Linked DNA regions of Homo sapiens: region 2 is linked to region 1. Evidence: read pairs that join two places in POLR2A ChIA-PET (ENCODE). Cell type or tissue: GM12878. All regions are shown on one strand. Each heading gives the region's core, and the rest is flanking DNA. Links, peaks and the distances in the headings are about the cores only.

Region 1 (5,376 bases), core at 168-5,167:
AAGATGAAGCCATACTGGAATAGGGTGGGCCCCTAATCCCATACGACTGGTGACCTTAAAAAAAGATGGCCAGCCGGGCGCAGTGGCTCACGCTTGTAATCACAGCACTTTGGGAGGCCGAGGCGGGCAGATCATGAGGTCAGGAGATCGAGACCATCCTGGCTAACACAGTGAAACCCCATCTCTACTAAAAATACAAAAAATTAGCCGGTCGTGGTGGCACACGCCTGTAGTCCCAGCTACTCGGGAGGCTGAGGTGGGAGAATCACTTGAACCTGGGAGGTGGAGCTTGCAGTGAGCCGAGATCATGCCACTGTACTCCAGCCTGGGCGACAGAGCAAGACTCTGTCTAAAAAAAACAAAAACAAAAGATGGCCAAGTGAAGACACAGAGACACAGAAAAGGTGGCCCTGGGAAAACGGAGGCAAAGACTGGAGAGATGCATCTACAAGCCAGGCAATGCCAAGGACTGCTGGCCACCACCAGACCCCAGCAGAGAGGCATAGGACAGATTCTCCCAGAGGCCTCAGAAGGAACCAATCCTGCTGACACCTTGATTTGGGACTTCTGGCCTCCAGACTGTGAGAGAATAAATTTCTGTTGTTTTTAAGCCACCCAATTTGTAGTGCTTTCTTTTTTTTTTTCTTTTTTCTTTTTTTGAGACAAAGTCTTGCTCTGTCACCCAGGCTGGAATGCAGTGGCATGATCTTGGCTCACTGCAACCTCCGCCTTCCGGGTTCAAGTGATTCTCCTGCCTCAGCCTCCTGAGTAGCTAGGATTACAGGTACCTGCCACCAAGCCTGGCTAATTTTTTGTATTTTTAGTAGAGACGGGGTTTCATCGTGTTAGCCAGGATGGTCTCGATCTCCTGACCTCATGATCCGCCCGCCCTGGTCTCCCAAAGTGCTAGGATTACAGGCGTGAGCCACCGCGCCCGGCCTGTAGTGCTTTCTTACAGTAGCACTAGGAAACAAACACAGTAATTTCTCTTAATTAAAAAAAAAAAAACTTTGATTTTCCCCAAGGAAACCACCACCACTGCCATCACCACCCTGGAAGTCACTCTTGAGAAAAAGCTTTTTTTTTTTTCTTGCTGTGTCACCCAGGCTGGAAGAGTGCAGCGGTATTATCATGGCTCACTGCAGCCTCGAACTCCTAGTCTCAAGCCATCCTGTGCCTCAGTCTCCCGAGTAGCTAGGACTACAGGTGCATGCCATCACAGCCAGCTAATTGATTTTTTTTTTTTTTTTTGTAGAGACAAGGTCTCCTTATGTTGCTCAGGCTGGTCTCAAGCTTCTGGCCTCAAGCTGTTCTCCGGCCTCAGCCTCCCAAAGTGCTGGGATTATAGGTGTGAGCCACTGTGCCCAGCCAAAAAAAGGTTTTTGCCTAAATACAGAACCAACGCCTCCAAAGATGTTCTTGTCTAAAATTGTAAGAAAGTTGGCAGATGCCAGCAACTACTGTTGAAACTCTTGTGGAGAGTTTGGTTACATTTCTCTAAAGAAGTGGATAATCAAAAGAGCTAACATTTATTAAGCAGTTACCTTTTATCTGGCTCTTGCTAAGCAATGTACATGCATCCTATCTTCTGAAATGCTCACAACTTCAGGTACTATCATTTAGCCCTATTTTATAGGCTTGTCAACTTGTCAAGATCACAGAGCAGTGAGTGGCAGGGCCAGGTTTGCCCCAGGGTCTGGCTGACAGACAAGCTATTCAGATGGACATCCCAGGACAGGGGACTGAGGCGCCAAGACAAGGCAGGGACCAATGCCATCAATCTCATTTCAGGAGCCCCCACCAACAAGCTATCCTCTTACCGCTGCCTCGAAGCCTTTCAAATTTGGGGTCAGGACTGGGTAGTTGATGCCAGGAAACTTCTGAATGCCCTTCAAGACTTCAGTGTGGTCACCCATCTAGGAACCAAGGGAGACATTGCCAAGTCATCACCAAGAGCAGACAGAGAGTTCAGTTAGAGAAAACCTTTTCATCACAAAACCTCTGTTCTCCAGAACTCTTAGCGAGTAATTCCTTCTGCAGAGCTGAGTCTCTCCAATACTTTTACTGTTTGTTTGACTGCTGATGGCTCAGAAGGGCCCTTGGTTTGGCTGAGATCCCAATTTCTCCATATGGCCCATACTGCCAGCTTTACATATGCAGAAACAGCAGGAATACTACTACCAGCCATTTATTGAGAATGTACTCTGGGCCAGGCACTGAGCTCAGCTCTGTGTTAAGCACTCCTTTGTAACAGGATGTTTCTTCTTCACTTAACTATCTTTGTGAAGCAGGAGTTGTCAGTCTTCCTCTTTTACAAACAAAGAAACCACAGACAGGCATAGAGGGTTTTAGACTTTAGGGCTAGAAGAGGTCATCTCTAACACTGAGGAGGGGAAGGCCTTAGCAATGTCACTGAGCAAGTCAGAGCAGAGCCAAGACTGAACCCAAGGCCCTGAATCCTGGGTCATGTTCTTTTGCTGCAACACAGTGCTATGAATCACCTGAGACCTCTCAAAGCCAGGGGCTTGGAAACCTATGTTCTCAACTTCTACTTGCTTCAAAGGCAAATGCAAAACTTTTCATCCCTAGAGAAAGGCCTTTCATTGAGGGCTAGGGCTCACCTGGGGAACCCACTTAGGAGACACAAAGCTGGTGGTTTCTATAACAGAGAGTCCTGCTTCAGAAAGCATGTCTATCAGCTTGATTTTCACTGGAGTAGATACGATATTCTATAGTGGAGAGAGAAACACCAAGGCAGCAAAGTTAGTAACAAAACAGCCTCAAAATGCAGTACCTGTTAGTTCAAGTACTATAGATAATTTTTTGCAGTGGATGCAGCTTCTCACCTGAAAAGGAGTTATTTACATAGAAACATTATTCTGCCATGCAGGCTTTCCCGTAAGTAAATGTGTGTTAATTTATAATCCCATCATAAACAAACTGAGAGCAATGTGTGATGGCCTGAAAGGGCAGAGATGACTAACCCTCTGGGGAGTATGGGATGGGGCCCCCAAAGTATCACACCCTCCTCGCTTCTGTCTCCCAATTGGCATAGGACTTCAGCCTCATGTGTTCAGCGTATAGCTTCTTTATCTTCCTCCCCACCATGTCCAGTAGCTCAACAGATTCCATGGATTCCTCTTTCCAAATCTACCATCATTATCCTGTATATAACATGGCATAGTCTCAAGCCACTAATTCATCTTACACAGGAATCCTCCTAAAATGCAGCTTCCAACCTTCCATTCTCTTGCATCAAAAGCTTTCTATGGCTCCCTAATATTTACAGGATTACGCAAAAAATTCTAAGAACTCCAGGTCCAGGCGGACACATTGGCTCACGCCTGTAATCCCAGCACTTTGGGAGGCTGAGACAGGCAGATCATTTAAGCTTAGGAGTTTGAGACCAGCCTGGGCAACATGGCGAAACCCCCTCTCTACAAAAAATACAAAAATTAGCCAGGCGTGGTGGCACGTGTCTGTGATCCAGCTACTCAGGAGGCTGAGGTGGATCACTGGAGCCTGGGAAGTCGAGGCTGCAGTGAGCAATGATTGTGCCACTGCACTGAGTGACACAGAGCAAGACCCTGTCTCAAACAAAAAGAACACACAAAAATACTCCAGGTCCTTCTCGCTAGGTCCTCCCCTTGCCTGCCTTCTCCAGTTTCTCTCCCACTGCTCTAACTTAATCTTTCCACAAAATTTTTTTTTTTTTGAGATGGAGTCTCACTGTATTGCCCAGAGTGGAGTGCAGTGGCACAATCTCAGCTCACTGCGACCTCCGCCTTCCGGGTTCAAGCGATTCTCCTGCCTCAGCCTCCAGAGTAGATGGGATTACACAAGCATGCCACCACCCCAGCTCATTTATTTTAGTAGAGATGGGGTTTCACCATGTTGGCCAGGCTGGTCTCAAACTCCTGACCTCAGGTGATCTGCCTGCCTCAGCCTCCCAAAGTGCCAGTATTACAGGCATGAGCCATCATGCCCAGCCTGTCAAATAATTTTTGAAAGCCCTCCATGTTGCAGGCATTGTGCTAGGTGCCGGGGATATAGCAGTAAGCAGAAGCAGAACAGACAGGATTCTGCCCTTCGGGAACTTACACACTATTGTTTCCAACAAGCACTCACTATTAAAGCTAGGATGGACGTGCTAAAAAAAAAAAAAAAAAAAAAAAAAAAGAGAAAAAGAAAAAAGCTTTTCTTATTGAAAAAATAATCAATATATGATTCTTTCAGAAAAACATGCCAAAAACAAAAGAAAACCACCCTTAGAATCTCCCAGTGATAACGCTATTAACACCCTGGTGTGTAACTTTCTAGATCTGTGCAGCCCAATATGTCACTAGTCACATGTGGTTATTTAAATTTAATAAAAATTGTATAAAAATAAAAATACAATTCCTTGGCCACACTAGTCACATCTCAAGTTCTCAAGGGCCACATGGGTATAGTGGCCACCACATGGAAAAGCTCAGGTCCAGAATATTTCCATCTTCACAGAAAGTGCTGGTCTAGGTCCTAGTCTAGATAAATGCTCCCATACATATATAAACTTTTTTCTTACATAAAAGTGTTAAGATTAAAAAATACATGGCCAGGCGCATTGGCTCATGCCTGTAATCCCAGCACTTTGGGAGGCTGAGGCAGGTGGATCACCTGAGGTCGGGAGTTCAAGACCAGCCCGGCCAACCTGGTGAAACCCCATCTCTACTAAAAATACAAAAATTAGCTGGGCATGGTGGCAGGGGCCTGTAATCCTAGCTATTCGGGAGGCTGAGGCAGGAGAATCACTTGAACCCGGGAGGAGGAGGTTGAGGTGAGCCGAGATTGCGCCATTGCACTCCAGCCTGGGTGACAGAGTGAGATGCCATCTCCCAAAAACACACACACACACACGCGCGCGTGCGTACGCGCACATGCACTATTTGTTTTTGTTTGGAGACAGAATCGTGCTCTGCCTCAGCCTCCTGAAGTGCTGGGATTACAGGCATGAGCCACCACCATGCCCAGTCACATGTACTATTTTATAAACTGCTTGAGTCACTTTATATATACCTATGTTATTAATGGCTTCATAATATTTCATTTTATAAAAAGTCCATAGTGTATCTGACCCAACTTTCCTCATACTAAATATTTAAGTTGTTTCCAACTGTTCTGTGCTTACCAAACAGGTTTGTAAGGAACACCCCCAAGGCTAAATCTCTACATTTGGCCTTCGTGACTTGCTTTGGATAAATCCCCTTACATGGAATTGCTGGGTCTACCCCACCCCACTGGGCTGTGGACCTGGGGACACCAAACCTGTTGCACCACCATTCAGTTTATATATATACATATATTTTTTAATAAGATAGAGTCTTGCTATATTGCCCA
Region 2 (5,376 bases), core at 271-5,270, 70 kb after region 1:
TGAGCCACCATGCCCGGCCTCAAAAACTATTAACTGAGGCTGGGTACAGTGGCTCACACCAGTAATCACGGAGTTCTGGGAGGTTGAAATGGGAGGATCCCTTGAGCCCGGGAGTTGGAGGCTGCAGTGAGCTATGGTCATGCTACTGCACTCCAGCCTGGTTGACAGAGAAAGACCACCATCTCCTTAAAAAAAAAAAAAAGCTATTAATTAATGAAATGCACTTGGATGGAAAGGGGCTGTCTTGAATACTGTAGACCCCAAGTATGAGTGTGAGGGAGATGGGAACAAACCATGTAGGTTTAAATCCTACCCAGTGACCTCTTTCAAAATACCTAATGCTTTGGTCTTCTCATTTCTCATCTGTAAAATGGGGTTTTCTGAGTATTTAAATAAATTACTATCATACATGGAAGTGTTCATTGTTGCCACTGTTGTGATTATTATTATTCTTAGGCACATCTTCAAATGGGGTTAGTTCACCTACTCTGTGAGGTTGCTAAGAATGATATGCCTGGGCCGGGCGCGGCGGCTCACACCTGTAATCCCAGCACTCTGGGAGGCTGAAGCAGGTGGATCACGAGATCAGGAGTTTGAGACCAGCTCAGCCAACATGGTGAAACACTGTCTCTACTAAAACTACAAAAATTGACCAGGCGTGGTGGCGTGCGCCTGTAATCCCAGCTACTCAGGAAGCTGAGGCAGGAGAATCACTTGAACCCAGGAGGCGGAGGTTGCAGTGAGCTGAGATTGCGCCACTGTACTGCAGCCTGGGCGACATAGCGAGAATCTGTCCTAGGAAAGAAAAAGGGTGGCGGCGGGGGGGTGGCCAGGCACGGTGGCTCACACCTGTAATCCCAGCACTCTGGGAGACCAAGGCAGGCAGATCACAAGGTCAGGAGTTTGAGACCAACCTGGCCAACATGGTGAAACACCGTCTCTACTAAAAATACAAAAATTAGCTGGGTGTGGTGGCGCACACCTGTAATCCCAGCTAACTCAGGAAGCTGAGGCAGGAGAATCACTTGAACCTGGGAGGCAGAGATTTCAGTGAGCCAAGATTGCACCACTGCACTCCAGCCTGGGTGACAGGGCGAGACTCTATTTCAAAAAAAAAAAAAAAAAGAATAATATGCCTGGTGCATTATAAGAGCTCAATAAATGTCAGTTCTTATTACAACCCAACGACTTTAAAATTTTTAAGAGGATAGGTGCTTCTTGCAATCTGCATAACCCCTGTTTATAAAACAGGTAGATACGGCCCTGTCTAGAAGCCAGGGGCTCTGACTCCGAAAGGGATTTCTATCTGTCGAAAGGGAAGACAGGGAGCTGGGTTTCCTGTTGCTCTGTGCGTCCTGACGTTGGCTTGTTAAGACCTGCATCCAAATGCCCATATTTCCTGCCCTTACCTACTTTGGTTAATAACCACGCATGTTGGTGGCCATGCCGGGGCTAGGTGAGGCCCAAAGCCAGCCACCGCCACCCCCAACATCCCTCTTCTAGGGTGGATTCTACATGGAGTAAGCCATATCTTGACTGCAGGGGGATTCATATCACTATGTCCTTTCTTCAAGGCAGCCCAGGTTCCTCTAGGAACAGATTGAAAAACCTCTCTTCTAATCCAACGCCATCATTTTGCCATCCAGAAAACAGTCCAAGAATGGGGATATAATTTGCCTAAGGTCACCCAACATATGAGCAGCAGAGCTGCAATTATCCACATATCCCGAGTCACAAGGCAAAACTCCAGTGCAATAGGCATAGAGATGGCCCTATGCAGAGAAGTTGGAGACAGACACCCTTTGCGGTTTTTTTGTTTTTTTTGTTTTTTATTTTTGTTTTTGAGGCAGAGTCTTGCTCTGTTGCCCAGGCTAGAGTGCAGTGGCACAATCTCGGCTCACTGCAACTTGTGCCTCCCGGGTTCAAGTGATTCTCCTGCCTCAGCCTCCCAAGTAGCTGGAATTACAGGTGCACGCCACCATGCCTGGTTAATTTTTGTATTTTTAATTGAGACAGGGTTTTGCCATGTTGGCCAGGCTGGTAACCTTTGTTGAGTGTTGTCAAGGTCACACCTGAGCTCAGACAGAAAAAGGTGCCAGCTCACCTCTCCACCCTGGTCACTAGTGAGTGACAGACAGTGCAAGCCTTTCTCAGCTCCCACATCCCCACTTGGCTACTTCTGAAAGTTTCCAGCTCAGGGGGCTAAGAGGATCCCTGCAACCCTGCTAGGAACCCCCTGCCCCATCACCTGCCACCCAGGGACTCTCTTCCCTTGTTTCCCTTGGAAAACAACCCCTTCCAGTCAGGAAATGGCTCACCCCATGTAGAATTCAGCCTAGAAGAGGGATGCTGGGGCTGATGGAGGCTGGCTTCAGGTCTCATCTAGGCCTGGCATGGCCACCAACATGTGTGGTTATTATCCAAAGTAGATAAGGGAAAGAAATTCAGGCATTTGGATGCAGGTCTTAACAAGCCAGCATCTGACAATGGGACACACAGAGCAACGGGAAACCCAGCTCACTGTCTTCCCTTTGGACAGCTATAAATCCCTTTTGGAGTCAGAATCTCTGGCTTCTAGACAGGGCCTTTTTCCAGGGTGAAGACTGTGTCTGAACATCCAGCACAGAGATGAAGTAGGAAATTAAGAAAATAACAGAATAATGGTATAAGTAATAATAGTAAAAATTATAGTAATAGTTAAAAAAGCTCATAAAATAAATTGCTATATTAACCAAGGCTAAAAAAAAAATTTAAGTAGCCCCCCGAAGTTAAAGTTAAAAAAAAAAAATTAACCGTCTGTCCCAAGAAACATTAACCATATCTACCCTCCACATATTTTGTAGGCTCCTTAAACTCCTGCTTCTTTCTCCCCTGCACAGCTGCAAGGTCACAAGACAAATAAGCATAAGCTGCAAACCAAGTTTTCCCAGAGATGTAAGACATGTTGCAAAAGTGTCACAACAGCCTTTATTCTTGCTCTTGTAAGCCTGCTTCCTGCTTCACATAATGCCCACCTCAAAATGCTTAAAGGGGACTCGTTTTCTTTGTCCTGGGCTCAGACTTTCAGGACACATGTCCACTGAGCCAGTGTACACCTTAAATAGACACTTTCCTGCACTCCGTTCGGTCTCTCTGGTTCCTTAATTTCCCACAACAGAGACAGACTTAGTGTTTGCCACAGTGAAGAGTGTTCTAGTTCCACCTCCACCATGGCTCATCAGGTGACTTTGGGCAAGTCCCTTCAACATTCTGAGCCCCTTTTCTTTTCTCATTTGTAAAATGACAGTAACAATACCTATGCCATTCTCCTTGAGATGCCAAATGGGCTGATGACCTCCATCATAGCTTCTTACCCTGGGTCCATGGGTAGGCTTGGATGGGAGTATCGGTCCTTTCGAGGCATATTTAAGACTTTATGTCTGTGCATGTTTTGGTTGGGGTAGAAGGATTCACACTTTTTATCAGTGTGCCAGCAGAGTTCTGAATATTAAGAATCACCGATGCATGCAAAAACATTTTGTGACCTGATGCTGTACAGATGTAAGAGTAAAAGAGAAGCGGGAGTCTTTCTGAACCTATTCTGGGCTGCCTGATTAAAAAAGAAAAAAGGCCAGGCGCGGTGGCTCACGCCTGTAATCCCAGCACTTTGGGAGGCCGAGGAGGGCAGATCACTTGAGGTCAGGAGTTTGAGACCAGCCTGGCCAACACGGTGAAACCCTGTCTACTAAAAATACAAAAATTAGCCAGGAGTGGGGGCAGGTGCCTGTAATCCCAGCTATTCGGGAGGCTGAAGTACGAGAATCACTTGAACCCAGGAGGCAGAGGTTGCAGTGAGCTGAGATTGCGCCACTGCACTCCAGCCTGGGCAATAAAGCTAGATTCAGTTTAAAAAAATAAATAAATAAATAAAGAAGAAGAAAAAGAAAAAAGTGAACCACCATGACCAAGTCCTTTCTTCACCTAACAAAAATACCACTGTTCAGAAACCATATGGCACTTCACATAGGGAGCGTCCATGGTGGGGCTGGTGTTAGGGGCTGCAGCCTACAGCCTGGTTCATACTGAGCATCTGGGAAGGGAAACTTGGGACCTGAGAACCTGCTCAGAAAAGGTGTGCCTGGGGGTTTTTCTAACCTGAAGTGAAAGCGTGAAGTGAAAGAAGCCACAGTAGCGGCTGGTCCCACGTTGCTGCTGGGTTTAAATCTCTCAGAGCTGGAGGTAAGGAAGAGAATGATACCCTGCCTGTGGCTACCACACCTACAGTGGGAAGCTGAGATTTGATGCCACAAGCCTCACCGTTTTTATCCCCAACTGGGAGTAGGGAAGCCTAGGTTCTAGTCCTTGTCCTGCTACTGAGTGACTTTAGGCAGGTCCCTTTTCCTATCTAAGGCCTTTCTTTTCTTTCTTTGATTTCTATTAAAAAAATATAGATAGTGTCTTGCTATATTGCTCAGGCTGGTCTCAAACTCCTGGCCTCAAGCAGTCCTTCCACCTCAGCCTCCCAAAATGTTGGGATTATAGACATGAGCCACCTTGCCTGACCATCCGGGCCTTTCTTTTCTCATCTTCAAAGCAGTTGGATTGATGGAGGTGATTCCCAAGGTCTCCTCGAGGAAACTTAGCATGTTGGATCACAATGTCACAGGTTTGGGAACCAGACCTTCCTGGATTAAAATTCAGCTCTGCAACTTTCAGGATGTGTGACCTTGGGCACCTTACTGCACCTCTCTGAGCCTCTGTTTCATTCACTTGTAAACTGGGAGAAATACTATCCATATCACATGATTATACAGATTAATGATACAAGTTTACCAAATTCATGTCACTGTACCTGGTTTACAGTAGGTATCTAATCAAAGGCAGGAGATGCTTAATAGAGTTAGTTTATAGTGTTCTTACAGGATTCTGTGCCAGGCATGGGGGCTCTGCCTGTAATCCCAGCACTTTGGGAGGCAGAGACAGGTGGATTATTTGAGCCCAGGAATAGCCTGGCCAACATGGTAAAACCCCATCTCTACAAAAAATACAAAAATTAGCTGGGCATGGTGCATGTATGTAGTCCCAGCTACTGGGGAGACTGAGGCAGGAGAATCACTTGAGCCCAGGAAGTCACGGCTGCAGTAAGCAGTGATTGTTCCACTGTGCTCTAGCCCGGGCTACAGAGTGAGACCTTGTCTCAAAAAAAAAAAAAAAAGAAAAGAAAAGAAAAGAAGAAGAAGAAAAGGATTCTGTCCTCCAGCTATGCCTGACCTTCGCCTGAGAGCCAAGGCAGATAGAACAATCCCTACTTACTCTCAGCTGACACTTTGCCACCACTGAGGACAAACCACCACATTTTGGAAAACTTGTTCAACCTGCAAGAATGACCCATCAGAA

The links. Peaks named below come from ENCODE experiments on the same cell type or tissue, not always from the same donor. Only the 100,000 strongest peaks of a DNase experiment are listed, where the experiment ranks them.
Region 2: POLR2A ChIA-PET joins it to region 1 with 5 read pairs; 11 of 35 experiments call an interaction of 5 or more read pairs at or near these places.

Annotation. Positions count from the first base shown.
Region 1 is chr1:23,814,855-23,820,230 of GRCh38, forward strand. It overlaps HMGCL (3-hydroxy-3-methylglutaryl-CoA lyase), which reads right to left. Exons shown (of 9, transcript NM_000191.3): 3 at 2,622-2,729; 4 at 1,821-1,916. Among named protein-coding and RNA genes, the nearest start is that of HMGCL, 7.9 kb to the right of the region's middle. In GM12878, for the core only: no CTCF peak of the experiment used is centred there; no DNase peak of the experiment used is centred there.
Region 2 is chr1:23,885,081-23,890,456 of GRCh38, forward strand. All of the region lies in intron 1 of CNR2 (cannabinoid receptor 2), which reads right to left. Among named protein-coding and RNA genes, the nearest start is that of FUCA1, 19 kb to the left of the region's middle. RefSeq lists enhancers at 3,194-3,423, 3,924-4,033. In GM12878, for the core only: no CTCF peak of the experiment used is centred there; DNase peaks (open chromatin) are centred at 3,197, 3,491 and 4,161; H3K4me3 peaks cover 1,824 bases; H3K27ac peaks cover 3,615 bases.